Regions from separate parts of the Homo sapiens genome. Here all the other regions are linked to region 3. Evidence: read pairs that join two places in POLR2A ChIA-PET (ENCODE). Cell type or tissue: MCF 10A. All regions are shown on one strand.

Region 1 (4,000 bases), 82 kb after region 3:
AAAAACAATTTTAAAATAACAAAATTAGCCCGGCGTGGTGGTACACACCTGTAGACTCAGCTACTCTGGAGGCTGAGGGGGAAGGATCACTTGAGCCTCGGAGTTTGAGGCTGCAGTGAACCAAGATCACACCACTGCATTCCAGCATTCCAGCCTGGGTGACAGAGTGAGAGTAAAATATAGAGAGAGAGACTTTGTTGTTGGTGGTGGTGGTGGTTTTTTTTTTTTTTTTTTTTTTGAGACGGAGTTTTGTTCTTGCCCCCAGGCTGGAATACAATGGCATAATCTCCACTCACTGCAACCTCTGCCTCCCGGGTTCAAGTGATTATCGTGTCTCAGCCCCCCGAGTAGCTGGGATGACAGGCATGCACCACCACACCTGGCTAATTTTTGGTTTTTGGTTTTTGGTTTTTGGTTTTGTTTTGTTTTGTTTTTTTGAGACAGAGTCTCACTCTGTCGCCCAGGCTGGAGTACAGTGGCACTATCTCGGCTCACCACAAGCTCCGCCTCCCGGGTTCATACCATTCTCCTGCCTCAGCCTCCCGAGTAGCTGGGACTACAGGCAGCCGCCACCACAACCGGCTAATTTTTTGTATTTTTAGTAGAGACAGGGTTTCACTGTGTTAGCCAGGATGGTCTTGATCTCCTGACCTCATGATCCACCCGCCTCAGCCTTCCAAAGTGCTGGGATTACAGGCATGAGCCACTGTGCCCAGCGTAAATTTTGTATTTTTAGTAGAGACAGGGTTTCACCATGTTTGCCAGGCTGGTCTCAAACTTCTGACCTCAGGTTATCTGCTGCCATAGCCTCCCAAAGTGCTGGGATTACAGGCATGAGCCACTGCGCCTGGCCTAGAGAGACTTTTTATCGAGGAATAGTTTTAGATTTACAGAAAAACCACAGCCTCCAACTCCTGGACTCAAGTGATCCTCCCTCCTCAGCCTCCAAAAGTACTAGGATTACAGATGTGAGCCACTGTGCTGGCCTTTGCTCTGTACTTTGGAAAGGAGTCACTAAATTCAGACTACGCTCAGGGGAAGGGGAAGGGAGTGGCCAGTGGGAAAGGAGCATTGAGCTCCACCCCTCCTAGAGAGAAGAATATATATTATTTGGAATTCTTCTGTAAAGGAAGATTTGTCTCATCTCCTCCATTTATTTATTTATTCCATCATTTATTGACACAGTATGGACTCCTGTAGATTTAGGTTGTAATCCAATTCCTTGTTATCTATTCTCTTGCTTAAATTCTTCTAGCTTTGGCCACTCTGTCAGTTAGCACCTGTGTGCCTTTGATATGTCCTCACCTGGGTGGGTTTTTTAACTTTTGCCTACTTTCTGGCACTACAGGATGCCCCCGCCCTAGAATCAGCCATTTCTCTAAAGAGCTCTGTTTGGTTTTTTGGTTGTTTTGTTTGTTTGTTTGTTTTTGTTTTTGTTTTTTTTGAGATGGGATCTCACTCTGTTGTCCATACTGGAGTGCAGTGACACAATCGCGTGCCCGATTAATTTTTTTATTTTGTAGAGATGGGGTCTCCCTATGTTGCCCAAGCTGGTCTCAAACTCCTGGCTCAAGCAATCTTCCCACTTCAGCCCCCTAAAGTGCTGGGATTACAGGAGAGAGCCAACAAGACTTGCCCAAGCTCTGGTTTTTTAAATTGAAGAATGGTATTTAGAAACCAAGATCTGGGCCAAGCATGGTGGCTTATGTATGTAATCCCAGCACTTTGGGAGGCCGAGGTGGAAGGATTGCCTAAGCCCAGGAGTTTGACACCGGTCTGGCCAACATGGCAAAACCCCATCTCTACTAAAAATACAAAAATTAGCCGGGTGTGTTGGCATGCACCTGTAATCCCAGCTACTAGGGAGGCTGAGGCAGGAGAGTCACTTGAACCTGGGAGGCAGAGGTTGTATAGAGCCAAGATCATGCCACTGCACTCCAGCCTGAGCAATCTCAAAAAAAAAAAAAATAAAGTTAAATAAAATTTAAAAATAAAGAAACCAAGATCTGGGCATATATAAGCATTATTATTACTATGGTTGTTGTTGTTTCAGGGATTATCCAACTAGTTTCTGCCCTGGAAAGTCTTTCCTGACCTCTGACCACACAACAGTGGTTATACTGCTTCCTGCTAGGATGCTCTATTTCCCAGTCTTTTCTGGAGGCTCACTGGTCTCTGTCTGCATGCCTGGCTCCCAGCCCAGCAGAGATTTCTGTAGGGAAACACCTGGCTCTGGAATCAGAGGCAGCCAGTCCTGGGAGCAGCCTCTCTGGGTGAAGAGTATTATCAACAAGCAAATAGTTGGCACGCACGTGGAGACCAAGAGCATGGCGCGGGCAGGAGGGGACCTGGCCACACCCCATGCAGCCTCCTGCTCCTGGGCTGCATCTGACCAAGACAGTTCCTTGGGAACACTGTGTCCCCATGCCCTGGGGCGAGGTCTCTCCTTCAAGAGCAGGGCCTGGATTGAGCTGGTTTGCTCTGCTCTGTTCTTTTCCTGTGGCCACAGCCCTGATCCCACAGTTTATAGACTCCATGGTGCCCGCCCAGAGCTATTTCTTCCCTCTGGGGCTTTGCCTGTGTTGTGTCCCTGCCTGGTGAGCCCTTTCTCCTCCCTACCCTGTAGACTTAGCCATCGCTTACTTGTTCATAAAGTCTCAGCTCAGGCCTCCCCTCCTCCAGGAAACCTTCCCTGACTCGCTCCCCACTCTCCACTGGGACTTGGGTGTCACTTCTCCATACTTATCTCTGTCGATGCTCTTATCGCCTATTGTAATTTATTCATCAAATATTTACTGAGTGTCTGTGTGCTCTGTACCAGACCCTGGGCATGGAGCTGTGAACAGTAGCAGCCAAGATTTTTTGAGTATTACAGTATGCTAGGCATCCACCCCTTGCCGCAGTCATGTAGGTAGTATTATCTGGTGTTACAAATGGGGAAAGTGAGGCACGAAGACGTGATGTAACCATCCCAAAGCTCACCAGCTGCTAAGGGACACAGCCAGAATTGAAATCAAGCAGGCTGGCTCTGTGGCCTGTGCTCTTGACCTCTGAGCTCTTCTCCTTCCAGACAGACAAGGTCATGCTCCCTCCCCGGGCTTATGTTCTAAGCAGGAGACAGCTAAGTGAGCAATTAAATCAAGAAGATAATTTCAGGCCAGGCACAGTGGTGGATGCCTATAATCCCAGCATTTAGGGAGGCTGAGGCCAGAAGATCACTTGAGGCCAGGAGTTCAAGACCAGCCTGGGCAACATAGCAAGACCCCATCTCCACAAAAAATTTTACAAATTAGCTGGGTGTGGTGGCACATGCCTGTAGTCCCAGCTACTCAGGAGGCTGAGGCAGGAGAATATCTTAAGGCCAGGAGTTTGAGGCTGCAGTAAGCTATGATCACGCCATTGCACTCCAGCCTGGGCAACAGAGTGACACCCTGTCTCTACCAAAAAAAAAAAGGAAGCTGATTTCAGATTCTGATGTATCTGATAAAGAAGATAATCAACTGGTTGAAGGGCCAGGTGCAGTGACTCACCCTGTAATCCTAGCACTTTGGGAGGCCAAGGCAGGTGGATCACCTGAGGTCAGGAGTTCAAGACCAGCCTGACTAACATGGTGAAACCCTGTCTCTACTAATAATACAAAAATTAGCCAGGCGTGGTGGCGCATACCTGTAATCCCAGCTACTCAGGAGGCTGAGGCAGGAGAATCACTTGAACGGGGAGGCAGAGGCTGTAGTGAGCTGAGATCATGCCACTACACTCCAGCCTGGGCAACAAGAGTGAAACTCCATCTCAAAATAAATAAATAAATAAATATAAATAAACTGGTGGAAAAGATCTAGAGTAACTAGGTAGAAAATTCTATTACTATTAGTAATAAAGTACTATTAACTAATAGTTCTAGTCCATCACTTTGCATAGGGGTTCAGGGAGGCCTCAGAGCAGATAAAAGCTGAAGGATGGGGAGAAGCCAGTATCTGAAGAGCTGGTTAGAGAATATTCC
Region 2 (4,000 bases), 110 kb after region 3:
TGGGAGCTGCCTAAAGCTTTGTTGTCTCTATCTCCTAGAACTACAGCTGGCACACAGATGCTCGAGCAATGCTGAATGAGTGAAGAAATGAATCTGCAGGGGGAGCTTAACAGGGAGGAATAACAAGGACAACTGAAACTGAGGGGCAATCCCTAGATTTCACTCCACTCACTAGTTCCAGTTCTTCCCCCTGCTGCTGCTTGTACTAACAGGGAACACCAACACGCATTTGAATTCTCTCATCTCTCTTTCTCTGAAGGGCAGTAGCCAAAAGGCTGCCTGTTCCTCTGGTAAGTGCTGAGAGCTGACTATGAAATGAGCAGGGGTCAGGAACTCAGGAAAGCTGGATCCCAGGCCTGGCTCCATCACTAACAGCTCTGGGACCCGGAGGAAAGCACCTTGCTTCTAGTTCTTCTTCTGCAAAACAAGAGCCAGAAGCCGGTTGAGCCTGGCTCAGCCCTGTGGTCACTGAGGACGAAGCTCTGGCTGTGTCCCCAGGGAGCTGATCTTTCAGGCTTCTACCACCCGCTCTCCTGACCACCCCGAGAGGTGCGTTAGGCTAAAGAGCAGACAAGGTATTGGAATGGCATCAAGAGACTGGGGAGACTCCCTGCCACCTGCCAGCAGTAGCCCCATGCTCAGAGTACACCTGGGCAGTGAGGCCCTCCAGTGAAGAGGGCAGGCAGGAGCAAAGGGGACACGCCCACTGACTTGGCAGGCAGGATGCTATCTGGATGGAGACCACAAAGTGACCCTGGCCACATGGCCTTGTTATGGAACTGCCCTGGGCCTCCGTTCCCTATCGGTATGATGGAGAAGAGAGCACCCACCTCACAGGGGAGTTTGGAATTACATAAGACGATGGGTGCGAGTGCTTGGTCCAGCGCCAGGCATGCCTGGTATGCAGTAAGAGCTCATTAAACACTGGTTGGGAATTATGGCACAAATGGAGCGGGCCAGGTGGGGCCAGGCTGCAGGACTCGCTGAATCTTATCTCACTGAAGCTCCCCTCAACGGTTCTCAAGTCCTCTTCGAAAACATAGATGTCTGAGCTTCAGCCCGGTCTTGCTAAGTCAGAATCTCTGGGGCAGGGCCTGGAGAACCTGAATTTTCAACCAGCTTCAGAGCCAAATCCACAGCTGAAGCTAAGGGAAGACTTGGGATGAGATTCCTGGAGGGCAAAGGAGAAACTGACAGATGCAGCAGGCAAGAGCTGTCCCTCCCACCGCCTGTCTTGTGGGGACCCACCGATGTCAGTGGCCAGCTGCTTGGCAGAGTGTGGGCTCAGCTCAGGGATCTGTAGGATCGCATCACAGTAGGTCTGCATTGTGGCTCTGGCGATCGAGCCCAGCCAGTTGTCAGCCATGTTGTCCAGCTCGGGCAATTCATCCCCTGAAAAGAAAAGGAGGTCACCAAGGAAAACACAGGCCTGCAGTAGCTGCTGAATGCACCAAAGTACCAGGAAGCTTCTGATCTCAATGGCAAACACAGGAAACCGAAAACAGTTACATCTTAGGGCCAGGTGCAGTGGCTCATGCCTGTAATCCCAGCACTTTAGGAGGATGAGGCAGGCGGATCATTTGAGGTCAGAAGTTCGAGACCAGCCTGGCCAACATGGTGAAACCCCCGTCTCTGCTAAAAATACAAAAATTAGCCAGGCGTGGTGGTGCGCGCCTGTAGTCCCAGCTACTCAGGAGGCTGAGGCAGGAGAATTGCTTGAACCCAGGAGGCGGAGGTTGTGGTGAGTCAAGATCGCGCCACTGCACTCCAGCCTAGGTGACACAGCAAGACTCTGTCTCAATAATAACAATAATACAGAATACAAAGTTACATACAAAATACCATCTGCTTACAGAGCAGAGCCAGAAGGCACAAGCGAAAGTGGAAATACCAGTGCGTTCCGCAGTGGGATGTGGTTATAGATTTTTCAAGTTGTGATATTGTTTTAGATACAGCATGTGTACAAAAAGTACATGTTAGAAGGTTAAAAAAAAACAGGACTTGGTGACAAATGAGCCCAAGGATAAGGTGTCATCTGGAGTTTCTACCCTGGAAACTGACAGCTTGACTTGTAACATCGCCAGAAACGGTCCCCGCTTACCCTGCTCAGGAGGAAATGGCAGCTTTCCAGCGTGCAATGCCAACTCTAAGGCAGAGTCCTCCTGAGTCACAAATGGCTCAAGATTCAGGGGGAGGGACATGATGTACTGCCCGATCTGAAACAAAAGAAAGCGCTGTTAGCCTGACATTGACACATACGGGTTATTACTTTATGGGTACATTTGTGTGAAGGCAAACGGCAGAGAGACAAAATTGCTAGACCTCGGGTGATCCCAAGTCTGATCTTTCTAGTATGTGGCGATGCTTGTTATGGCAGTACCCTAAAAAAGAATCACTGGTAGCTTGCATATAGATTATAGATTCATCCTTCTTATAATGACCTCAATATTTTTGAAATGCATTCAACACAATCTCTATCTCCAATGAAGTAATGGATATCAAAATGCTTTGTAAAATTTGAAGCATTGTGTAAATATAAGTATTATTACTGTTCATAGGTGAAAAACCAGTAAGATACTAGTGTCAGAATGTGTGGGGCCAAGCAAGAATTCAAATCCTGTCTTCTGAGGCCAGGCACAGTGGCTCACACCTGTAATCCCAGCACTTTGGGAGGCCGAGGCGGATGGATCTCCTGAGGTCAGGAGTTCAAGACCAGCCTGGCCAACATGGTGAAGCCCTATCCTACTAAAAGTACAAAAATTAGCCGGGGATGGTGGCAGGCACCTGTAATCCCAGCTACTCGGGAGGCTGAGGCAGGAAAATCACTTGAACTCGGCGGGGGCGGAGGTTGCAGTGAGCCAAGATCATGCCATTGCACTGCAGCCTGGGCAGACTCTGTCTCAAAAAAAAAGAGACTCTGTCTCAGAAAAAAAAAAAAAAAACCTGTCTTCTGGATTTGGATCTGATTCTCTCCCTCCTAGATAATTTAACCAGAAGAAGAAAGGAATTCTGTTTGAAAAAAAGCCATTTATAACTATAAATTACTTTGGAGAAAAAACTATATTGTTTTCATAATATAAACTCTTGAAACTAAAGATAGACAAAACCTTGGCTGGTGGGGAATTGCAAAAGGTCATTTGCAATTGTCCTAAAAGACATTTAGGACATGCCCACAATTAGCACAGTCTTGGTCATGTGTTTGTCAGATATCCACGTGATGCCAAGAGTGTATTTTAGACCACTGTTTCCTATTTCTATTGTAATTCATTGTTTTGTGTTTTAAGGTTAAGTATGTGTTTTGTTTCAAAATAAGGGGGTTGACTTTTCAGGTTTCAAAATGATAATATATGTTTTTAAAAGGTCTTTCTGCCTGTTGTTGTTTTTTTTTTCTTCCTGCTACATATTCATTCCATGACATTCCTGTCACTGTTAATTAACTCTGTAAACTAAAAGTCAGGAGACTATCAAAGCAAGAGCTTCTCAATCTGGCCTCACACATGTCTACGTAACAGCGGGCTCCTTTCAGGGTGTAGTGTCCAGAAGTTAACACAGACTCGAAAATCTACCCAGACCAGAGAACTACAGGATGATCATGCCCTTCTTTCCAAACATTCAATATGGTTTGGCTGTGTAAGTGTAAACATCCATTATTAGTTTGGTGTTCCTTTTTTCTTTTTTCTTTTTTTTTTTTGAGACAGAGTTTTGCTCTTGTTGCCCAGGCTGGAGTGCAATGGTGCAATCTCGGCTCACTGCAACCTCCGCCTCCTGGGTTCAAGCAATTCTCCTGCCTCAGCCTCCCGAGTAGCTGGGATTACAAGTGCCCACCACCACACCTGGCTAATTTTTTTTGTATTTTTAGTAGAGACGGGGTTTTACCATGTTGGCCAGGCTGGTCTTGAACTCCTGACCTCAGGTGATCCGCCCACCTCGGCCTCCCAAAGTGCTGGGATTACAAGCGTGACCCACTGTGCCTGGACTGGCGTCCCTTTATAAGAGGTAC
Region 3 (4,000 bases):
ACTCAGCTGGCTTCACTGGCTGATTGGCTGTGCGTTGTAAGAGAGTAGGATCAACCCTAAAGGGGAATGAAGTGCTGATACAGGCTAAAACATGCTTGAACCTCAAAACACTTGGCTAAGTGGAAGAAGTCAGGTCCTCTAAGTTGTTGCCAAGAAGGACAACAACCTCGGCTATTTGGGAGTGGGGTGAGTTTCACTTTGGGCTTGTCAAGTTTGTGGTGCCTATGGGACATTTAGAGAGAGATGATCTGTAGTTTTGTTTTGTTTTGCTTTGTTTTGAGACAGTCTCACACTGTCACCCAGGCTGGATAGCCTGTCCACATATTGTATGATTCAATTCATGTGAAATGTCCAGAATAGGTAAATCCATGCAGATGGAAGGCAGACTGCCAATTGCCAGGGGGTAGTGGGAGACGGGAGGGGGGTAACTGCTTAATGAGTATGGGGTTTTCTTATAGGGTGATACAAATGTTTTGGAATTAGAGGTGATGGTTGCATAACATCTGAGTGCACTCAATGGTACTGGATTGTTCACTTTAAAATGGTTAATTTTATTGCTTGAGGCCAGGAGCTTAAGATCAGCCTGGGCAACATAGTGACCCCCCCACCCCTCACATCTCTACAAAAAATAAAAAATTAGCCCAGCTTGATTGCATGCACCTGTAGTCCCAGCTACTTGGGAGGCTGAAGTGGGAGGATCACTTGAGCACAGAAGTTGGGGGCTGCAGTGAGCTATGATCGTACCACTGCACTCCAGCCTGGACGACAGAGTGAGAACTTGCCTCTAAAAAAATAAAAAATGAAATGAAATGGCTAATTTTATGTTCTGTGAATCTCACCTTAATAAAAAAAAAGGGGAGGGGGCGGGTGTTGAAAAAAAGCCTCCAAAGTCTTTGGTCTGAAAATTTTGTGTGTGTGGGGTGTGTGTGTGTGTGTGTGTGTGATGGGGGCTGACTCTGTCACCCAGGCTGGAGTGCAGTGGAGCAATCTTGGCTCACTGCAACCTCTGCCTCCCGGGTTCAAGCAATTCTCCTGCCTCAACCTCCCAAGTAGCTGGAATAATTACAGGTGCCCACCACCACGCCTGGCTAATTTTTGTATTTTTAGTAGAGACGGGTTTTCACCATGTTGGCCAGGCTGGTCCTGAACTCCTGGGCTCAAGTGATCTGCCCACCTCAGCCTCCCAAGCTACTGGGATTACAGGTGTGAACCACCACGCCCAGCCGTGGTCTGAAACCTTAAAGATCAGGGTTGCCATTTACTGAGATGGAGAAAACTTACACAAGGAGGAGGGTGAGGGAGAAGCTTCTGGTGTTCAGTGCTGGATAATTCTTAATTTGGAGATGTCTAATGAACATCCAAGTGAGATTGTCAAGGACACAGATAGATGTGCTTGGATTTCAGGGAAAATGCTGAAGAAATTTGGGAGTCCTCCGCATATAGCTTATCTTTGGGCTCAGAACTGGCTGATATTTAATTTTCTGCTTCTTTTTTGAAGAGGACAGAAATACAAATTACTTCGTTACAGAAAAGTAAACACTTTTATGTGTTGCACGTCCAAGATTGTGGAGTGAAATTCGTACCTTCTACGTTCAGATGGGTTGCAGCTCTTTAAACCCAGCCAGGCATGACTGATCTGGAGCCAGGCAGGGCCGGGCTTGCTGGGAGGGTGGAGGAAGCCTGCAGAGCTCCGAGCTCTCTCCAGTGTTTCTGCAGAGCCCCTGGAGAACAACAGCTGACTTTGTGTATTCAGTAAAGATGCATCTGTCATGCCTACTAGCACTGTTTTCATCCTGCTGAGACTTGTCGGTTGAAAAGCCAGAAGGAATGCACCTGGTTTGCTAGCACCACCGAAATTTTGCCAAACTAAGGGATGCAGATTTTAGAACAACAATCTTCCATTGTTGGTGGTCATGCGCAGTTAACAACCATCACCAACAGTTAGTAGTAACAATGGGTTCAGTCCTTTCCGTGTGCCCAGCACTCCGCCAGGGGCTTTGCGTTCATCCTCTTGTTTCGCTCTTACATGAAGCTTGAGAGGGAAGTATCATTTTTATTTTTATTTTTTTAATTTTAATTTTTTTTTTTGAGACAGAGTCTCACTCTGTCACCCAGGCTGGAGTGCAGTGGAACGATCACAGTTCACTGCAGCCTCAACTTCCCAGGCTCCAGTGATCCTCCCACCTCAGCCTCTTGAGTAGCTGGGCCCACAGGCATGCATCACTATGCCGGCTAATTTTTGTATTTTTGGTAGAGATGGGATTTCCCCATGTTGCCCAGGCTGGAACTCCTGGGATCAAGCAATCCACCTGCCTTGGCCTCCCGAAGTGCTGGGATTATAGGCGTGAGCCACCATGCCTGGCTGGTAGGTATTATTATTATGAGCTCTAGTTTTCCACGTATTAAACAAGCACAGAGAGGTTAAGCAATTTTCCCAAGGGCACACAGCAAGTAAATGAATAATCAGGAGGCGAACTCAAATATGTCTGACTTTCTAGTCTTGTGCTTTGGAAGAATAACACCAGGAAATGTCAGAAGCTTCCTCTTTCACCACTATGCAGTCAGTGGCTAGAGAAGGTGTGGTCTGGGTTCCCCAAGTGACCATGTGCCTCCTCACCAGCCCCTAGCACAGGATCGGCACATAATTGGTGTTCAGAGCTTCCTGAATGAATAAACGGATGAATGACTGAATAAATTAACAAGCACACAAACGATCTGCAAATATCACATTGCATTGTGCTTAGTAATTAATGAGCCAGCTCAGGCTGTGGGCTACTTGAGGAGAGAGACACTTCCTTACATCCTGTAACAATGATGTCCAACATGCCAGAAAAATTTAGAGTACAGGTTAAAATGCATGGACCCTGGAGGTGGACTGCTTAGGCACAAATCGTGCCTCCTCTTCTGTACAAGCCCTGAGACCCAGTGATTTGATTTTCTCATCTGGAAAATGGGAAGAACAGTAATAGCCATTCCATAAAGATTTTTATTAAGATTAAATAAGGCGGTGGCCCACACCTGTAATCCCAACACTTTGGGAGGCCAAAGTGGGTGGTTCATCTTTGGTCAAGAGTTCAAGACCAGCCTGGCCAACATGGTGAAACCCCATCTCTACTAAAAATAGGAAAATGAGCTGGGCGTAGTGGCTGGCACCTGTAATCCCAGCTATTCCGGAGGCTGAGGCAGGAGAATCACTTGAACTCTGGAGTGGGAGGTTGCAGTGAGCCAAGACCACACCATTGCACTCCAGCCTGGGTGACAGAGCAAGACTCTGTCTCAAAACAAATAAACAAACAAAAACGATGGAATAAGTTAAGACTCTGGTACATAACAGCTGTTCAGTAAACATTAGCTGTGTGTCCATGGAGGCACAGAGAAAGAAGTCCCTGGCTGTCCCTGGTGGGGTCAGGTACAGTTGGCACTCTGTAACCTAGAATAAGAATAGATAAGGGTTTTTACATATTCTCACTTATAAGTGGTAGCTAGATAATGGGTACACATGGACATACAGAGGAGGAAGTTTCTGACATGTCCTGGTTTTATTCATCCAAAACACAAGACTTGAAAATCAGACATATTTAAGTTTGCCTCCTGATTCTTCATTTAACTGCTGTATGGACTGTATGAAAATCAGACATATTTGAGTTTGCCTCCTGATTATTCATTTAATTGCTGTGTGACCTTGGGCAAATCACTTAACCTCTCTGTGCTTGTTTATATGTGGAAAACTGGGGATCATAATAGTAATACTTACTGGCCGGGTGCAGTGGCTCATGCCTGTAATCCCAGCACTTTGGGAGGCCGAGGTGGGTGAGTTGCTTGAGCCCAGGAGTTCGAGACCAGCCTGGGCAACATGGGGAAACTCCGTCTCTACAGAAAAAATACAAAAATTAGCCTGGCATGGAGACTCCAAAAGGTGGGAGGGTGGGAAAGGGATGAAGGATGGAACACTGCCTATTAGGTACAATATACACTATTTGGGTGATGGGTACATTAAAAA
Region 4 (4,000 bases), 140 kb after region 3:
TAACTTTCAAACTTGCTAATAACCAAAGTGAAAAACTAAAATGGCATATCAGTAATTGTCTAAGAACCTGGCAATGACAGGAGAAAAAAAGAATCTAGTGCTGGTGAGGGGATGGCAACACAGGCACCTTCGTTCACTACTGATAGATACAAAAACAGGTCTAAAGAACAAAATGTGTCAGGAGGCTGAGGAAGGAGAATGGCATGAACCCAGGAGGTGGAGGCTTCAGTGAGCCGAAATTGTGCCACTGCACTCCCGCCTGGGCAACAGAGTGAGACTCCATCTCAAAAAAAAAAAAAAAAAAAAGAACAAAATGTGACAAGTATCTTCAAAGTTTTCATTTCTGAGCAACTGCAAATTTAAACTTATCCTAAGGAATAATCGGAGCTAGGCTCAAAAACTAATGTATAAAACAGTTCATTATAGTTTTATATATCATAGTGATTAAAAATGGTAGTAAATTGGCCAGGTGTGGTAGCTCACACCTGTAATCCCAGCACTTTGAGAGGCCAAGGCAGGAGAATCACTTGAGCCTAGGAGTTTGAGATCAGCCTGAGCAAAATAGGAAGACCCTGTCTCTACAAAAAATTTTTAAAAATGAGTCAGCCTTGGTGGCATGTGCCCGTGGTCTCAACTACTCAGGAGACTGAGTTCAGAGAATCACTTGAGCCCAGAAGGTTCAAGGCTACAGTAAGCTGTGATAGTGTCACTGCACTCTAACCTGGGCGACAGAGCAAGACCCTGTCTCAAAAAAACAAAAAAAAAATAAAGACAACAAAACTATGTCTTAGGAAAACATTTAATGACATAAGAAAATGCCCATTATATTATTTTGAGCATTTCAAAAAATGAAAATATAAGACTGTCTACAACCAATATTTTAAGATATTTTGTATATATTATATAACATATATTATTACATGTAAATATATAAAAGTATTTAATATATTTAATATGTTATGTATTTATTACATAATATTTATATGGTAGATATTAAGTATATTAATATTTGTGAACAATGTATATTTATATTTGTATTACTGGAAGCAAATAATGTTGTTGGTGGCTCTGACTGATGAGTTTATGGATTGTTCTTGCTCTCTTTTTATTTTTGTGTGTGTTTCCAAAAAATTTTTAAGTTAAAAGAAAAACTAAAACTCTTTTGGAAAACCTCAGGGAGAATCATTAGTAATCTAGGTCAGGTGTGGTGGCTTACACCTGTAATCTCAGTACTTTGGGAGGCCAAGATGGGTGGATTGCTTGAGGCAAGGAGTTTGAGACCAGCCTGGCCAACATGGTGAAACCTCGTCTCTACTAAAAATACAAAAAAATTAGCCAGGTGTGGTAGTGTGTGCCTGTAATCCCAACTACTCAGAAGGCTGAGGCAGGAGAATTGCTTGAACCTGGGAGGCAGAGGTTGCAGTGAGCCAAGATCACGCCACTGCACTCCAGCCTGGGCAACAAAGCAAGTCTCTGTCTCAAAAAAAAAAAAAAAAAAAATGAAATCTAAAGTCCCAGCCAGGCATGGTGGCTCACACCTGCTGTAATCCCAGCACTTCAGGAGGCTGAGGCGGGTCGATCACCTGAGGTCATGAGTTCGAGACCAGCCTGGCCAACATGGCGAAACCCCATCTCTACTAAAAAATACAAAAATTAGCCTGGTGTGGTGGCACACACCTGTAGTCCCAACTATTCAGGAGGCTGAGGCAGGAGAATTGTTTGAACCCAGGAGGTGGAGGTTACAGTGAGCCAAGATCACACCGCTGCACTCCAGCCTGGGCGAGAGTGAGACTCGTCCCATGGCTGACTAGCAAAGCACTTCCAGATCTGTCTCAAGGGTGGTTCTCTTCCCCACTACATCCATCCCCAGGGGAAGGATGCAGCCATTCCTTGCTCCACCTTCGTCCCACTGTGCTGCAGCAACTCGCCTTAGCCCAGCTCTCTCAACTCTCCTTAGCCACTTCCACAAAGGCATCACGGTCCCTTGGAAGCTTCCCCATCCACTGGGCCTTTCCCATAACTAAGGCCTGACCTGTGAGCATGCCAAAAACACCGATGAGTCATCAGGAATCCGAACAATAAACACACTCCCTGGAACGTACAAGGCAATTATACACAGATGTAATTAAAGAGAAGAACTATTAAATAAACCAAGTCAGTGACACACAGCCGCCGAACAGCAGAACAAGGCCTTCCTGAAGCAATTTCCTGATTTGACAGCAACATGCGTCACGGGGTCTGTGTTCTTTAAAAATTTATAAAGCTTTTAACATAGACGGGAAAGAGCTTGGAGAGCATCACACACCAGGCACTGTTTACCCAAATGGGAGTAAGGGGTGCTCTGCTCTCAGTCGGCCACCGGGGAAAGCCCATTTTCTCTACAACCACCTGTAGTCCTAACACAGCTCCCCTGCCCTGGGACACTTGCTGTTGCTCCTTCAAAAAGCCCCTGTAGGCTGGGCACAGTGGCTCATGCCTGTAATCCCAGCACTTTGGGAGGCCGAGGCGGGCAGATCACCTGAGGTCAGGAGTTCGAGACCAGCCTCAACATGGAGAAACCCAATCTCTACTAAAAATACAAAATTAGCCAGGCGTGGTGCTGCATGCCTGTAATTCCAGCTACTTGGGAGGCTGAGGCAGGAGAATTGCTTGAACCTAGGAGGTGGAGGTTGTGGTGAGCCAAGATCGTACCATTGCACTCCAGCCTGGGCAACAAGAGCGAAACTCCATCTCAAAAAAAAAAAAAAAAAAAAAGCCCTTGTAGCCTGTTTGTTCTCTAAAACTGACTTTTGAGGTTGAAATGTCTGAGGCTTCGTGATGACTTCAAAGGATAAGCACACTTGCCTCCTGGTGTAATCTGCCGCCAACTCTTTGCCATAACATCTACCTGCCTCACTGTGATGCCTCTTTTATATCCCAAGCCCCACAGAGGTGTCCATCACTTCCCCAGAGCATGTAAGGCACCCAGGCAGCACTGGAGCCAGGCAAAGATATTAAACAACTATTTCCTTGATGGCAATGTTTTTTCATGGAAAAGCCCTCCACATCTGCTGAGAAGGAAAACACCGATCCCTTCCATTTCTGTAAAATCAGTCATCTGAAAAGGCAAACAAATCCAGGCCCCAGAAGCTTCAGAAAGAGCGAGTAAAGACAAGCTAGAGAACTGGCAGGAAGGAATGTTTACGTAGGTGGGGGAGCAGTGCCATCTCCAAGCCCTTGGCGAAGTGGGCGGTGGCGTCGTAGAACTCCAGCAGCCTGGTGAGCTCCTGCTCGGGCCCTGCCCTCTCCACGCCGTTGCTGAGGCAGGAGGGCAGCGAGGGCATGAGGGCCCCCAGGGTCTGAATCAGCAGCACCATTACCACCTCGTGGGGCTTCTGGAAAACCTGCAGTGAGAGAGAGGTGTACCTGCCTTAGCACATGGAGCCAAATAGGAGCCCACCTTTTTTAAAAAACTTTTTTGAGATGCCAGGCACGGTGGCTTATGCCTATAATCCCAGCACCTTGGGAGGCCAAGGAAGGTGGATCACTTGAAGCCAGGAGTTCAAGACCAGCTTGGCCAACACGGCAAGACCCTGTCTCTACTAAAAATACAAAAATTAGCCGGGTGTGATGGCGCATGCCTGTAATCCCACCTATTCGGGAAGCAGAGGCAGGAGAATCACTTGAACCCGGGAGGTGCAGGTTGCAGTGAGCCAAGACTGTGCCACTGCACTCTAGCCTGGGTGACAGAGCGAGACTCTGTCTCAAAAAAATAAAAATTAAAATTAAAAATTAAAAACTTTTTTGAGACAGGGTCTCACTCTGCCACCCAGGCTGAAGTGCAGTGGCATAATCATAGCTCACTGCAGCCTTTAACTCCCAGGCTCAAGTGATCTTCCCACCTTAGCCTCCCAAGTAGCTGATACTACAGGAACACTACCACACCTGATTAATTTTTTATTTTATTTTATTTTTTTGTAGAGACGGGGTCTCACTATGTTGCCCAGGCTAGTCTCAAACT
Region 5 (4,000 bases), 95 kb before region 3:
CCTCTGGAATGCTTTCTCCGGGGTGACTTGGTGCAGAAAGAAGCAAACACTTGAAGTGGGCTGGTTGGATTCGCTCCAGCGCCTTCAGCCGGCGCTCCCCCGGGGCAGACGTGGCTTCCGCCACAGGACAGCGCCCGCTCGCTCCGCGCAGGGAGGGCAGGGCTGCGGGGTCGCTCGGCAGGAGCTCGGGTCAGGGCCCTGAGGTTGAGTTCAAGTGATTTCTGCACAGGACTCGCCCTTCGGGACGGGCACTGATCGGGAACTCTCCGGTCCAGCGAACCCAACGCTAGACTTGGGGCAAATCTCTCATCCCTCTCCAAGCTTTGGGGTCCTGCACTGTGGGATGGGGGACAGGCAAAGTCGGTGGTAGGTGAGGAGGGGGTGCACGGAGCCGCTGCGATGAGCCAGGGCCCTGGAATTCTAAAGAATCCTTCAAATCCTTTCTACCTGTGTGGTCTTGGGCAAATTACCTAACCTCTGTGCCTCAGTTTCCTTCTCTGTGAAATGGGCCAAGTAATAGCACCTCATATAACTGTAGTGAGGATTAAATCAGGTAGTGTGTGAAAAGGACTGAGTGGGATGCCTGGGAGTACAGAAAGGGATCAATAAGTGATAGCTGCCATTATTGCTGCTTTCCCTGCTGCTGTTATTATTATTAATGATTGAAGAGCAGCCTAGTTAGTCGTTAAAGGGACTCCTAGGTGCAAATCCCAGCTCAGCCACTTTCTAGTGTGACCTTGGGCAAGCTACTTAACCTGTCAGCGTCTGTTTCATTTGTACAATGGAGGTGGTTGTGATACCTACCTCAGACGATTATCGTGAAAATTAAATGAGGTGACAGCTGCAAAGTACTTAGAAGAGTAAGTGCTGGGTATCAGCTAGTAATTCTTCCACCAAGGGTATCACATTGGCTCAGGCTGCATAATCTAATGGTAGCTACAGTCTTGTTTTGCTTTGAAGTTGAAATATTATTTATATGAATATTTTATCTGTTTTGCAAAGAGCAAGATCAGTTCCCTTCCTTCACTTGGGGGCTCCTCTGACATTGTCGACTGATCCATTGGGGTCAAGGTCGGTTCTGGGGAAGGGGCTGATGGGGCAGAGGTACCCCTGAGAGCTGGGGATAGGAGCTTCCAGAATCACAGCTTCTGTTGAACATTCACAGAGGAGGGCTGCAGTTTTATTTGACAAGCAATTGAACCTGGACCTAGATTTTAAAAACAAACTCTCGCTAATTTTTTTCTTTCTTTCCTTCTTCTTTATTTCATTTTTTATTTTTTTGGATTGTAGTGAGGGAGGAGGTAAGGATAGGCAATATTTTAAGTGATAAAAAAATAAATTATATTCCTCTTGCCCAGAGGCTACTAGCATCATTTTGATGGTGTTCTTCATCCCAGCAAAATCATATCAATCTATGGAGGGTTTAGAGCAGTTTGTCTGCTCTGGACATCTCACCTCCATGCCCAGCACTCCATTTCCTTTCCATCTGAGGCCTTAAACCCACTAGCATCATAAGCTTGGAAGCCTCCTAGCTTTGCCCCAGCTTCCAATTTTAGCCCATATTTCATGGGTTCAGGGTGGGAAAAAAAGACATAACTCTGCAGGTTCCGAATACTGCCTAAAAATCTTGATGGGGCACATCGAAGTCACAGACATGGGTCCTCTCTGGTCCTGGGGACCACCCTGTATGCCCTAGGATATGTCCTAATTTGCCTTTGTCACTGTAGAAGGCATAGGACGACACAGTTTTCATATATCCCCCACCCCCAATACTAGTGCTCACAAGTCTTGGGAAGTGGTCATGTGCACTGTTCAGAGTTTGGAAATTAAATAGCTGTGTTCCTTCTCTTTCCTCCTACCTTTAGTTCTTGGTATTGTTAATTAACTCCCTGCACCCAGCGTACTACCAGGCCCCTCAAAGGCGTATGCCATAGCGGTGAAGGCTGCAGGGTTCCATCCAGCTCCTCCACTAACCAGCTGCATCATCTTACACAAGATATTCAACCTCTCTGAGCCCATTTTTCTCCTCTGTAACATGGATATAATAATAGCATGCCTACTTCATGGAATTATTGAAACACAAAAGGAAATATATGTAGGCTATGTGTATATTTATAGAGAGAGACAAATTTACTTATGAGACTAATGAGACTATATATTATAAACATGAAATGAGTTTTTATGTAGTATATTAGTTCATTTCTAAAATTATTTCTCATTGTAAAGTTTGTATAGTTGAGATGCATCGTGCACATTGATGAATGTGATAATTTGCCTTCCAATACTGGTACTCTCCCCCAAAGCTGTTATTAAATCAAGGGCATTCTCTAAATTAATGGTATCTTAGAATCAAGGAAATATGGCACAATGCCTGGCAAACACTAAGTGGCCAATAGTTGCAGGTTATTGTTACATCAGGTGATCTAGAAACATTAAGAGCTTGACTGTAAAGAGAAGAAACAAAAGAGAAATCGTTTCACTTATAATAAAGCCTCAGAGAAAAGGCTGGGGAAAATGCAGCCAGGAACATGATCTAAGGTGGCTGCCGGGAAATTTTCTTGGCAGATTTCATCTGTCAGTTACAATCTGCCGAGCACTGCTCTGTGCCAGACACTGTGCTAGGAACCAGGGGGCATAATGAGATAGGAATGCTGCCCTTGAGGAAGGCGGGCTACTGGAGGTGATAAGGCACGGGTACCCCTGCCTGATAAGAGAGCTGATGGGGCTGCTTCCAGAGTTCCTGCCCAGGAACCCGGGGAAAGGTCCTGCAGCCTGTCCAGCCAGCGCTTCGCAGGTTGCACCTCACCCAGCCCCCGCACGGCTAGGCCTGGGGGCCGTAAGAGAAGTAGGCAGCTTCTCTGGCAGCTGTGGTGGCCAAAAACAAACGTCCCGTGGAAAAGGGGCCAAGGATTCAGAATGCAAAGTGCCTAAGCCACAGAGGAACAGAGGAAGGAGGTCTCTAAGGGCGCATGGACTGGTGTTTCCCAGACTGTGGTCTCCAGGGACACACTAGCCGGCTAGTGCCTGCCAGCTCACCTGCTTCTCTTCTTTGCCCCTCCAGCACGCCCGTCCTCAGAGTCCCGTCCTCAAAGTCCCATCCTCGCCATGGCACCCGGAGAGAAGATCAAAGCCAAAATCAAGAAGAATCTGCCCGTGACGGGCCCTCAGGCGCCGACCATTAAAGAGCTGATGCGGTGGTACTGCCTCAACACCAACACCCATGGCTGTCGCCGCATCGTGGTGTCCCGCGGCCGTCTGCGCCGCCTCCTCTGGATCGGGTTCACACTGACTGCCGTGGCCCTCATCCTCTGGCAGTGCGCCCTCCTCGTCTTCTCCTTCTATACTGTCTCAGTTTCCATCAAAGTCCACTTCCGGAAGCTGGATTTTCCTGCAGTCACCATCTGCAACATCAACCCCTACAAGTAAGAGGCATGAGCAGGGAAACGCGAGTAGGGAGCCAGGCCCCCCACAGAGGCCAAAGCCCCTCCCGAAAGTGACACACTGGCAGCCTGGAGGTCGATTCCAGCCTACAAATGTGCTTTCTAGAAATTTGAATTTGTTGCTAACGCTGGTAAACAGCCCCCTCCCCAGTTCTAAATCTGTATGTACCAAGTTTTCAGACCATCAGTGACTTGTTTTTTTTCTTTTCTTTTTCCTTTTTTGAGATGGAGTTTCGCTCTTGTTGCCCAGGCTGGGATGCAGTGGTGCGATCTCGGCTCACTGCAACCTCCACCTCCCAGGTTCTAACAATCCTCCCGAGTAGCTGGGACTACAGGGGTGTACCACAGCGCCAGGCTAATTTTTTTGTGTTTTTAGTAGAGACAGGATTTCACCATGCTTGGCCAGGCTGGTCTTGAACTCCTGACCTCAGGTGATCCACCCGCCTTGGCCTCCCAAAGTGCTTGGATTACAGGTGTGAGCCACAGTACCTGGCCTTTTCTTTTTTTTTTTTTTTTTTTGGAGGCAGGGTCTCACTCTGTCACCCAAGCTGGAGTGCAGT
Region 6 (4,000 bases), 150 kb after region 3:
CAGAGCAGCTCCCTCACTGCAATCTATTTCAATAGCTCTCTATCTGAGTGCTATTGAAAATCAGCCCTCAACACAAGGGTTTGGAGAAAAAAAATAAATAAATAAGAAAAAAATAAATAAAATAAGCCACACTAGAAACAGGCCCAGTAAGTCATTACTGCAAAGTAAGACAGGCTCTTCCCCTGCTTACAAGAGGTTCTACTGTGCCTCCTGTCTCAAGGCAAGAGAACAACGGTTTAAAACCTTTATGGCTGGAAATGCCTAGAGACTTGAGGAAAGTAAATGATGGATAGTTGCCACTTGAAACAAAGTTCCTCTGTCTCTCCTCACTCCTAGTCAGGGGGTACCTTTAAAATTATCTCTTCCCCTACTTCTTGGTGTATCATGAGAACAAGGGAGACTCACTTCAGGTAGGTAAATTTTACCTGAAGTAAAGATAAAAACATTCCTGTTCATTCGAACACCACCTGACGAGGGGCCTCCTGCTTTTAGATGGGAAGAAAATGGCCTTCAGGAATTCCACAGGCTCCCTTGCTGGACAACAGGCGGCATTGTCACATTAGGTCCTATTTAAGTTATAGATAAGAGTGGTAAGAAGAGTTTCAGTGGAGACCTAAAGATTTCACTGACGTGGATTTCTAAGCTTATCTTTTAAACTTAAACCATTTAACTGGTTATCGTTTTTTCTTTTGTTGTTTGTTTGTTTGAGACAGTCTTGCTTGCTCTGTTGTCCAAGCTGAAGTGTAGTGGTGCGACCATAGTCACTGTGGCCTCAACCTCCTGGACGTAAGCAATCTTCCTGCCTCGGTCTCCTTAGTAATTGTGCCACCACACCTGGCTAACTTTTGCATTTTTTGTAGAGTTGGGGTTTCACCGTGTTGGCCAGGCTGGTCTCGAACTCCTAGGCTCAAACGATCCGCCCACTTCGACCTTCCAAAGTGTGGTGATTACAAGTGTGAGCCACCGCACCCGGCCTAACTGGTTATTTTTTAACCCCTTGAATGACAGCAACAAACGGGGAAGTTCTTTGAGCTGTGCTCTGCAGTTGAGGGTGGCCACTCCCGAGGCAGTCACCCGTTCCCTTGTCACCACAGACTCTGTTCTCCCTAGAACAAAAATGAGCTGTTACCTGTGTAGCCCACTGGATTTGTGTGTGCCAAGCACCAAGCAAGGCATCATAGAGTCCGGTAAGCTGCCGGTCCAGGGATAGGTCACTTTGACACAGCTCTTGCCAGGCTGCTAAAAGCTGCACCTGCAGAGACAGAACAAAGGGAACCTTATTGGGTACGTCAACATAGGTTGCCTGTGAACACTGCCCTGCCCTGCTACCCAGCGTAATCACGGATTGCTCAATGGGCTCACTGGGCAGCCCAGTGAGGTCCATTCACTTCAAAGAAAGGCAGGAAAAAAAAAAAAACATTTGCAGTTATCTGCACTGATTCACAGCTTTAATCTGTCACCCTGCGGATGTGATCCCCTCTCCATTTATCCTGCCCTAAAAACATGTAATGTGCAACCACTTGGCACACCATCACTCTTCTGAATAGATGTTGGGGCAAGAGCGGGCAGACATGTATGTTTAAGCTTCATGTCCTAACATCACTGCTTAAAAGACACAGAGCACTGGACTTGAAGGAATTAAGGTCAGTTCAGGAAGCTGTCAAGTTTTTTGGCAATCTAACTTCAGCAAACCTAGAAAACATAAAATTCCAAGCCAGGTGGAGTGGCACGCGCCTGTAGTCCCAACTCCTCACAAGGCTGAGACGGGAGGATCACTTGAGCCCAGGAGTTCAAGGCTGTAGTGCACCATGATCGGATCTGTGAATAGTCACCGCACTCCAGGCTGGGCAAAATAGTGAAACCCTATCTCTAAAGAAAAAAAGAGAAATTCTTACTGCCTTCTGAGGGTGTAATAAAGCTTAAGACATAAATCTCCCTTAAAAGACAAAAATGAGAATAAATTAAAACAACGTTTCAAGTCTATAATGAATCCAGCTGTAAACAGAAAAGAGAATGAAAACGGATAACTTTTTCCAACTGGCAATTAAACAAATCCATATGCTAGACCAAGAGCACCCCCTACTGGCTAACTAAGAGAAAAACAGCCAGAGGGCAAGGAGACAAATGTTCTTACCTTCTGAATTATGAACCTGCGATTCTGTGACCCAGAGTTATGAGCATTCCACAACTGCACAACTGTCATCGCGCACAGCTTCTTACCTTGTGACACTTGTAGTAGTAGGCCAGGAGCTGGGGCATCCGGTCAATTTCAGTAAACACCTTCACAAACACTTTGGACTGATCTAAAGAACATACAATGTATATATACTGTTACCAGCCTTTCTGGTGTAGACATGAGAAAAAACTCACCAGGATGAAGGTGGATATATGGAAGCTAGTATTCACAAGTTCCTGCCTAGATACTGAATTAACTCATGCATGAGGATCATAAATTTGAAAAATAAGCATGACGTGAAAACCAGATACTGCAAGGTATTCCCCACTGTTCCTCACAGAATTCATATTTTAACATGATACTGAGAGGTTATTTATGTCTTTCAAAATTCCTACTTCGATTATACCAGATGGGAACTTTAAAAAAGCAAACACACTGAACTGCTATATGTCAACATATCTGGTGGTTTGAGGAATAAGTAAATAATTTGGGCTGGTCGCGGTAGCTCATGCCTGTAATCCCAGCACTTTGGGAGGCTAAGGCAGGCGGATCACCTGAGGTCAGGAGTTCGAGACCAGCCTGGCCAACATGGCAAAACCCCATCTCTACTAAAAGAAAAACAAAAATTAGCTGAGCGTGGTGGTGCACACCTGTAATCCCAGCTCCTTGGGAGGCTGAGGGAGGAGAATTGGTTGAACCCGGGAGGCAGAGGTTGCAGTGAGCCAAGATCGCGCCACTGCACTCCAGCCTGGCCAACAGAGCAAGACTCCCTCTAAAACAAAGCAAAACAAAAAAACAAAACATAAAATCAAATAATTTGGTAACTATTAGCATTCCACACATAACAATGGATTCTAAGACCCAAGTTATGGGCTTAATATCAAGTAGTTTCTGACATATTTCCCTAAGGGCAGAGGAAATGACTGGGCAAAGCACTTGCTTCCAGGCTCACCGCTGGACAGACAGGAAGGTGGGTTTCAGTGCAGTCTCTGAATAGTGTGCACAGCAGCGCCACCTCTGGCTCCTGTCCGCCCCCTTCTGGCCAAAATGTACATGCCACAGCCTTAGAACTATATCAAAAGAAGGGAAAAAAAAGCCTTGAGCTAACAGGTCTCCAAACTTCTTATATTTGCTCTGTTCCCCTTCACTTCTGGGAAGCCCAATAAACTGCTGAGAAGGAAATGTTGTAACAGCAACCGCTGTGGGACACCCAGCTAAGCGCTGGAGACCTGCCAGTGGAACTTGACTTAATGGGCAGAAATCCATGAGTTAGAAAACGAATATTTGCCTTTAAAATGCTTATTATTTTCATAAGAACACTTAAATAAGTGAATCTTCCTGTTACATTTAAAATTATTCCATAGGCCAGGTGTGGTGGCTCACACCTGTAATCCCAGCATTTTGGGAGGCTGAGGTGGGAGGACTGTTTGAGCCCAGGAGTTCAAAAATGTCCTAGGCAACACAGGACCCCTCTACAAAAAATAGAAAAAATTAGCTGGGCATGATGTGCACCTGTAAACCCCAGGAGGCTGAGCTGGGAGTATCACTTGAGCCTGGGAGGACAAGGCTGCAGTGAACTGTGATCACATCACTGCACTTCAGCCTGAGTGACAGAGCAAGATTCTAGCTCAAAAAACAAAATTCTATAAATTGGGTTTGACCAGTGAGAAGCAAAAAAATTAATTAAAATAATTCTATAAAAAGTTGCTTCAGTGTATCAGCTGAATTCATTGGTTATATAAAATGAACTGGGCATGTATACTTGGCTATACTCACATTGTCATTTTAGGAGATGGAAAAGGGGAACATGTTGGGGATGAACAA
Region 7 (4,000 bases), 61 kb before region 3:
CATTTTGGGTAGGAAGAGGGAGAGGCTAAATACCCTGGCTCTAGGGCTAAAGGAAGTCCTTCATCCATGGGTGGGGAAGGTCCACATTTCAGGACTAATCCCTTCATGAGAATGGCTGCTAGTAAGGGCAAGAGTCTTGGTAAAAGAGAGGGGCTGTAGGGACCCTGTCTGGACCTGGGCATCCCTGGTCCAACTCAACCCCAGGCCTGTGGCTAGAGTAAGCCTCTGCTCTATCTGGTGTTTCCACCAGACCTTATAGGGCAGGGCATTGCCAGGAGGCATGCCAGCCAGCAAGGAGGAGGTCATAGAGACCCCAGACTGGAGGGAGCTCCCCTGTGAAGTGGGCTCAGGAGCCAGGCCCATGCAGGTGAGGATTGGGCTACAGAGGCCGTGAGCCTGGCTTTCGTCCATGCTGGGCTCTGGCGGCTGTAGCCGGTGCCGACAGGGAACTTGCAGCTGATGTCTACCTGAGCACAGCACAGACAGGAGCTTCCTCCTCCTCCCCAATGGTGGGGACAGGAGGTGCCCTCAGATTCGTGGAATTGGCCAGCCTCTGCCTGATGGAGGAACACTTCTAGTAGGCTTGTCAAAGGCAAGGCCATGAGAATCCAAAGCCAACAGCCGCTCAACTCCCCCCAAGCACACGGGCGTGCACACCCAGCAAACTCCAGCTGTCTCCATTCTTGTTTGGCTCTTGCAGTGCCCAGCATCGTCTTCCCTCCTTCTCCACTTCACCCTTCCAGGCCAGCTGCAAATGTCAGCACCTCTGTAAAGTTTTCCCTGACCCTCTTCCCTTGCCCCAAGAAGTTGGAGCTTCCACCATTACACAACTTTCACCCATATATATATATAATATATATAAAATATATTATATTATATTTTATATATATTATATATTATATATATTATATATTATATATATATACGTATTTATATATTATATATATATATACGTATATATATATATGAAACAGGCAGGGTCTTGCCTCTGTTGCCCAGGCTGGAGCGCAGTGGCATGATCATAGCTGACTGCAGCCTTGACCTCCTGGGCTCAAGTGATCCTCCTGCCTCAGCCTCCTGAGTAGCTGGGATTACAGGTGCTTGTCACTACCCATGGCTCATATTTAAATTTTTTATAGAGACAAGATCTCACTATGTTGTCCAGGCTGGTCTTGAACTCCTGGACTTCAAACAATCATAGCTCACTGCAGCCTCAACCTCCTGGGCTAAAGCAATCCTCCTGCCTCAGCTTCCCAGGTAGCTGTAACTATAGAAGCACACAATTATGTCTGGCTAATTTTTTATTATTATTTTTTGTAGAGATGGGTTCCTGTTATGTTGCCCAGGCTAGTCTCAAACTCCTGGACTCAAGCTATTCTCCCGCCTCAGCCTCCCAAAGTACTGAGATTACAGGATGAGCCATGGTGCCTGGCCCTGTATACAATTTTTTATCCACATCTGCCTCTATCATTAGACTATGAGCTCTGCAAGGGCAGGAATTGTGTCTTATCTCCTTGTCCCTAGATGGGGACGGGACAGAGTACAGTGTTGGCATTTAGGAAAAGTTTGTGGCGCTTATAAAAACAGTGACAATACTAACAATGGCTAATATGCATTGAGCTCTTATGGTTTGCCAGGGATTCTGCTAAGCACTTCACACACATCAGCTTGTGTAATTCTAACAGCTCAGGAACTCATAAAGAAAGAAATGGAGGCCGGATGTGGTGGCTTACGCCTGTAATCCCAGCACTTTGGGAGGCCAGAGCGGGCAGATTGATTGAGCTCAGGAATTTGAGACCAGCCTGGGCAACATGGCAAAACCCCATCTCTACAAAAAATATGAAAAGGTATCTGGGCATGATGGTGGCGCACGCCTGTAGTCCCAGCAGCTACTCAGGACACTGAGGCAGGAGGATGTCTTGAGCCCAGGAGGTTGAGGCTGCAATGAGCTGAGATTGTGCCACTGCACTGCAGCCCGGGGAACAGAGAGAGATCCTATCTCAAAATAAAATAAAATAAAATAATTAAGAGAAAAGAAAAGAAATGGAGTCACAAAGAGTTCTCACGGCCACACTGCTAGTAACTGCTGTGCCCAGGCTAGCAGGCAGAGCCAATGCACTTAAGCACTGTGCAAACTGCCTTTCAGATAGAAGCTTTTCCCTAGAGGCTAAGTGTGTCTGCCCCTGAAGTTTTCTCCAGCCCTCTTTAGCTTCAGATCCGGCCTACTCAGCTGAGGGGCCTTCTTTTCCCAGGACAAAGGTGAGGACAGAGTAGAACAACTTCATTCCCAGACCCCTTTCATAAGCAACTGCCATAGCTAGGAGCTACTGATTCCAAGGGACACCGACTCCATTTGTAAGTCACAAGAATGCCTGTTCTTAATGTACCCCTGGTCTTCTCAAATGGAGCCACCACCCTCACTAGTCCTCTGAGTCACTGAATCCCAGACCCTAGTGTCCTGCCACCCATGGACCACCTCCCTGATGAACAGAGGCACTGCAGACTCAGCCTATGTCCTGTGATCCTGCACAAGGGAAGATATTAGATAAACATGCTAGTCTCTTCTGGGGTTAAAAACTCAGGAGAGAGGTCTGGGCTAGATGGAGACATGGGCATCATCCAGGCAGGACAAAGCCAGGGGTGTGGATTAGGTCACCATGGAGGAGAAGCAGATCAGAAGAGGAGAAAAGGGTTCGGTGCAGTGGCTCGCACCTGTAATCTCAGCACTTTGGGAGGCCAAGGCAGGAAGACTGCCTGAGCCCAGGAGTTAGGGGCTGCAGTGACCTGTGAGTCTGTCTGTACTCCAGCCTGGGCAACAGAGCAAGATCTTCATCTCAAAAAAAAATAATAAAGAAGAGAAAAGAGTCAAAGATGGAGACTCCGAAACACTGACGTTTAAGAAAGAGACTTAATAAGGACAAAAGGTGAAGTGACAGGAAGCTCCCCTCCTCTTCATGAATCTCCCTTCTTCCAGCTCTCCTTCCTCCTTCCCTACTCCAGGCTATGCCAAGAGAATGTCTCCGAAGTGCAGACTGGACCACAGCACCTCCTGCTTAGACACTTCTTGGCAGTGCCCCATCTGCCCCATCTGCCCCATCACACCTTGGCCATGTTTCTCAAGTTGCAGGACTCACCCTACGGTGATAATTTTAGGCAGCACACAGACTTATCTGCAACTCTGAATGGTTCCCTCTCTCTTCCTCCACTCACCCTCCACTCATTCACGCATTCCTTCAAGATCAGATGCAAATGTCACTCTCTCTATATGGTCTTCCCTTGCAAGTTGGAGCATCAAATATCATTGACAAACAGAATAAGAAAGCTAGTCCATTTTCCAATGTGCAAAAGCAAAGTTCAGCCAGTGTGGTGGCTCATGCCTGAATCCCAGCACTTTGGGAGGCCAAGGCAGGAGGATTGCTTGAGCCTAGGAGTTCAAGACCAGCCACAACACAGGGAAACCCTGTCTCTACAAAAAAATATACAAAAATTAGCTGAGTGTGGTGGTGTGTGCCTGTAGTCCCAGCTACTCAGGAGGCTGAGGTGGGAGGATGGCTTGAGCCAGGGAGGTCAAGGTCACAGTGAGCTGTGATTGAACCACTGCACTCCAGCCTGGGCAACAGAGCAAGACCCCATCTCAAAAATAAATCCCCAAAAAGCAAAAAACAAAATCTCGGTTCGATGTTCACATGTCTTCAATACTTTCTAACACTGTTCGTCTCTCTTTTCTAACAAAGAGAGAGCTGCCTCAGAGCCTGTAGCTCTCTAGCTCTCTTGCTATCTAATTTGAACTTAGCAGCATCAATTCTTCACTGCCTTTGTTTTCTCAGTGGTCTTCTGCTTAATGTAACCAATGCTTAATGTAATCAATAGAAAAAAAAGTCAATTGATTGACCGAGATTTGCCAAAAAAAAAAAAAGTGCAAGATCATGTACTATAGAAGAACGCATCTCCTTTAGTCACTAGTTTAACAATCACTTATTCATGCAACAAACGTTTATTG

The links. Peaks named below come from ENCODE experiments on the same cell type or tissue, not always from the same donor. Only the 100,000 strongest peaks of a DNase experiment are listed, where the experiment ranks them.
Region 1: POLR2A ChIA-PET joins it to region 3 with 14 read pairs; 2 of 35 experiments call an interaction of 5 or more read pairs at or near these places.
Region 2: POLR2A ChIA-PET joins it to region 3 with 40 read pairs; 4 of 35 experiments call an interaction of 5 or more read pairs at or near these places.
Region 4: POLR2A ChIA-PET joins it to region 3 with 31 read pairs; 4 of 35 experiments call an interaction of 5 or more read pairs at or near these places.
Region 5: POLR2A ChIA-PET joins it to region 3 with 17 read pairs; 4 of 35 experiments call an interaction of 5 or more read pairs at or near these places.
Region 6: POLR2A ChIA-PET joins it to region 3 with 10 read pairs; 3 of 35 experiments call an interaction of 5 or more read pairs at or near these places.
Region 7: POLR2A ChIA-PET joins it to region 3 with 20 read pairs; 3 of 35 experiments call an interaction of 5 or more read pairs at or near these places.

Annotation. Positions count from the first base shown.
Region 1 is chr16:23,360,376-23,364,375 of GRCh38, forward strand. The region is part of intron 4 of SCNN1B (sodium channel epithelial 1 subunit beta); the gene reads left to right. Among named protein-coding and RNA genes, the nearest start is that of SCNN1B, 60 kb to the left of the region's middle. In MCF 10A, no CTCF peak of the experiment used is centred here; a DNase peak (open chromatin) is centred at 2,266.
Region 2 is chr16:23,391,132-23,395,131 of GRCh38, forward strand. COG7 (component of oligomeric golgi complex 7) reads right to left here. Exons shown (of 17, transcript NM_153603.4): 15 at 2,102-2,216; 16 at 1,249-1,392. Among named protein-coding and RNA genes, the nearest start is that of COG7, 60 kb to the right of the region's middle. In MCF 10A, no CTCF peak of the experiment used is centred here; a DNase peak (open chromatin) is centred at 2,150.
Region 3 is chr16:23,278,155-23,282,154 of GRCh38, forward strand. It overlaps a transcript of SCNN1B not described here. Among named protein-coding and RNA genes, the nearest start is that of SCNN1B, 22 kb to the right of the region's middle. RefSeq lists an enhancer at 1,751-2,273. In MCF 10A, no CTCF peak of the experiment used is centred here; a DNase peak (open chromatin) is centred at 1,667.
Region 4 is chr16:23,421,565-23,425,564 of GRCh38, forward strand. It overlaps COG7 (component of oligomeric golgi complex 7), which reads right to left. Exons shown (of 17, transcript NM_153603.4): 7 at 3,185-3,383. Among named protein-coding and RNA genes, the nearest start is that of COG7, 30 kb to the right of the region's middle. RefSeq lists an enhancer at 2,704-3,249. In MCF 10A, no CTCF peak of the experiment used is centred here; DNase peaks (open chromatin) are centred at 2,127 and 3,207.
Region 5 is chr16:23,183,167-23,187,166 of GRCh38, forward strand. SCNN1G (sodium channel epithelial 1 subunit gamma) reads left to right here. Exons shown (of 13, transcript NM_001039.4): 2 at 3,062-3,422. The coding sequence starts at 3,106. Among named protein-coding and RNA genes, the nearest start is that of SCNN1G, 2.4 kb to the left of the region's middle. RefSeq lists enhancers at 2,586-3,087, 3,088-3,587. In MCF 10A, no CTCF peak of the experiment used is centred here; no DNase peak of the experiment used is centred here.
Region 6 is chr16:23,432,416-23,436,415 of GRCh38, forward strand. COG7 (component of oligomeric golgi complex 7) reads right to left here. Exons shown (of 17, transcript NM_153603.4): 5 at 2,221-2,303; 6 at 1,130-1,252. Among named protein-coding and RNA genes, the nearest start is that of COG7, 19 kb to the right of the region's middle. In MCF 10A, CTCF peaks have their summits at 2,095 (motif pointing left) and 3,207 (motif pointing left); DNase peaks (open chromatin) are centred at 2,076 and 3,206.
Region 7 is chr16:23,217,234-23,221,233 of GRCh38, forward strand. No RefSeq gene overlaps it. Among named protein-coding and RNA genes, the nearest start is that of SCNN1G, 36 kb to the left of the region's middle. In MCF 10A, no CTCF peak of the experiment used is centred here; no DNase peak of the experiment used is centred here.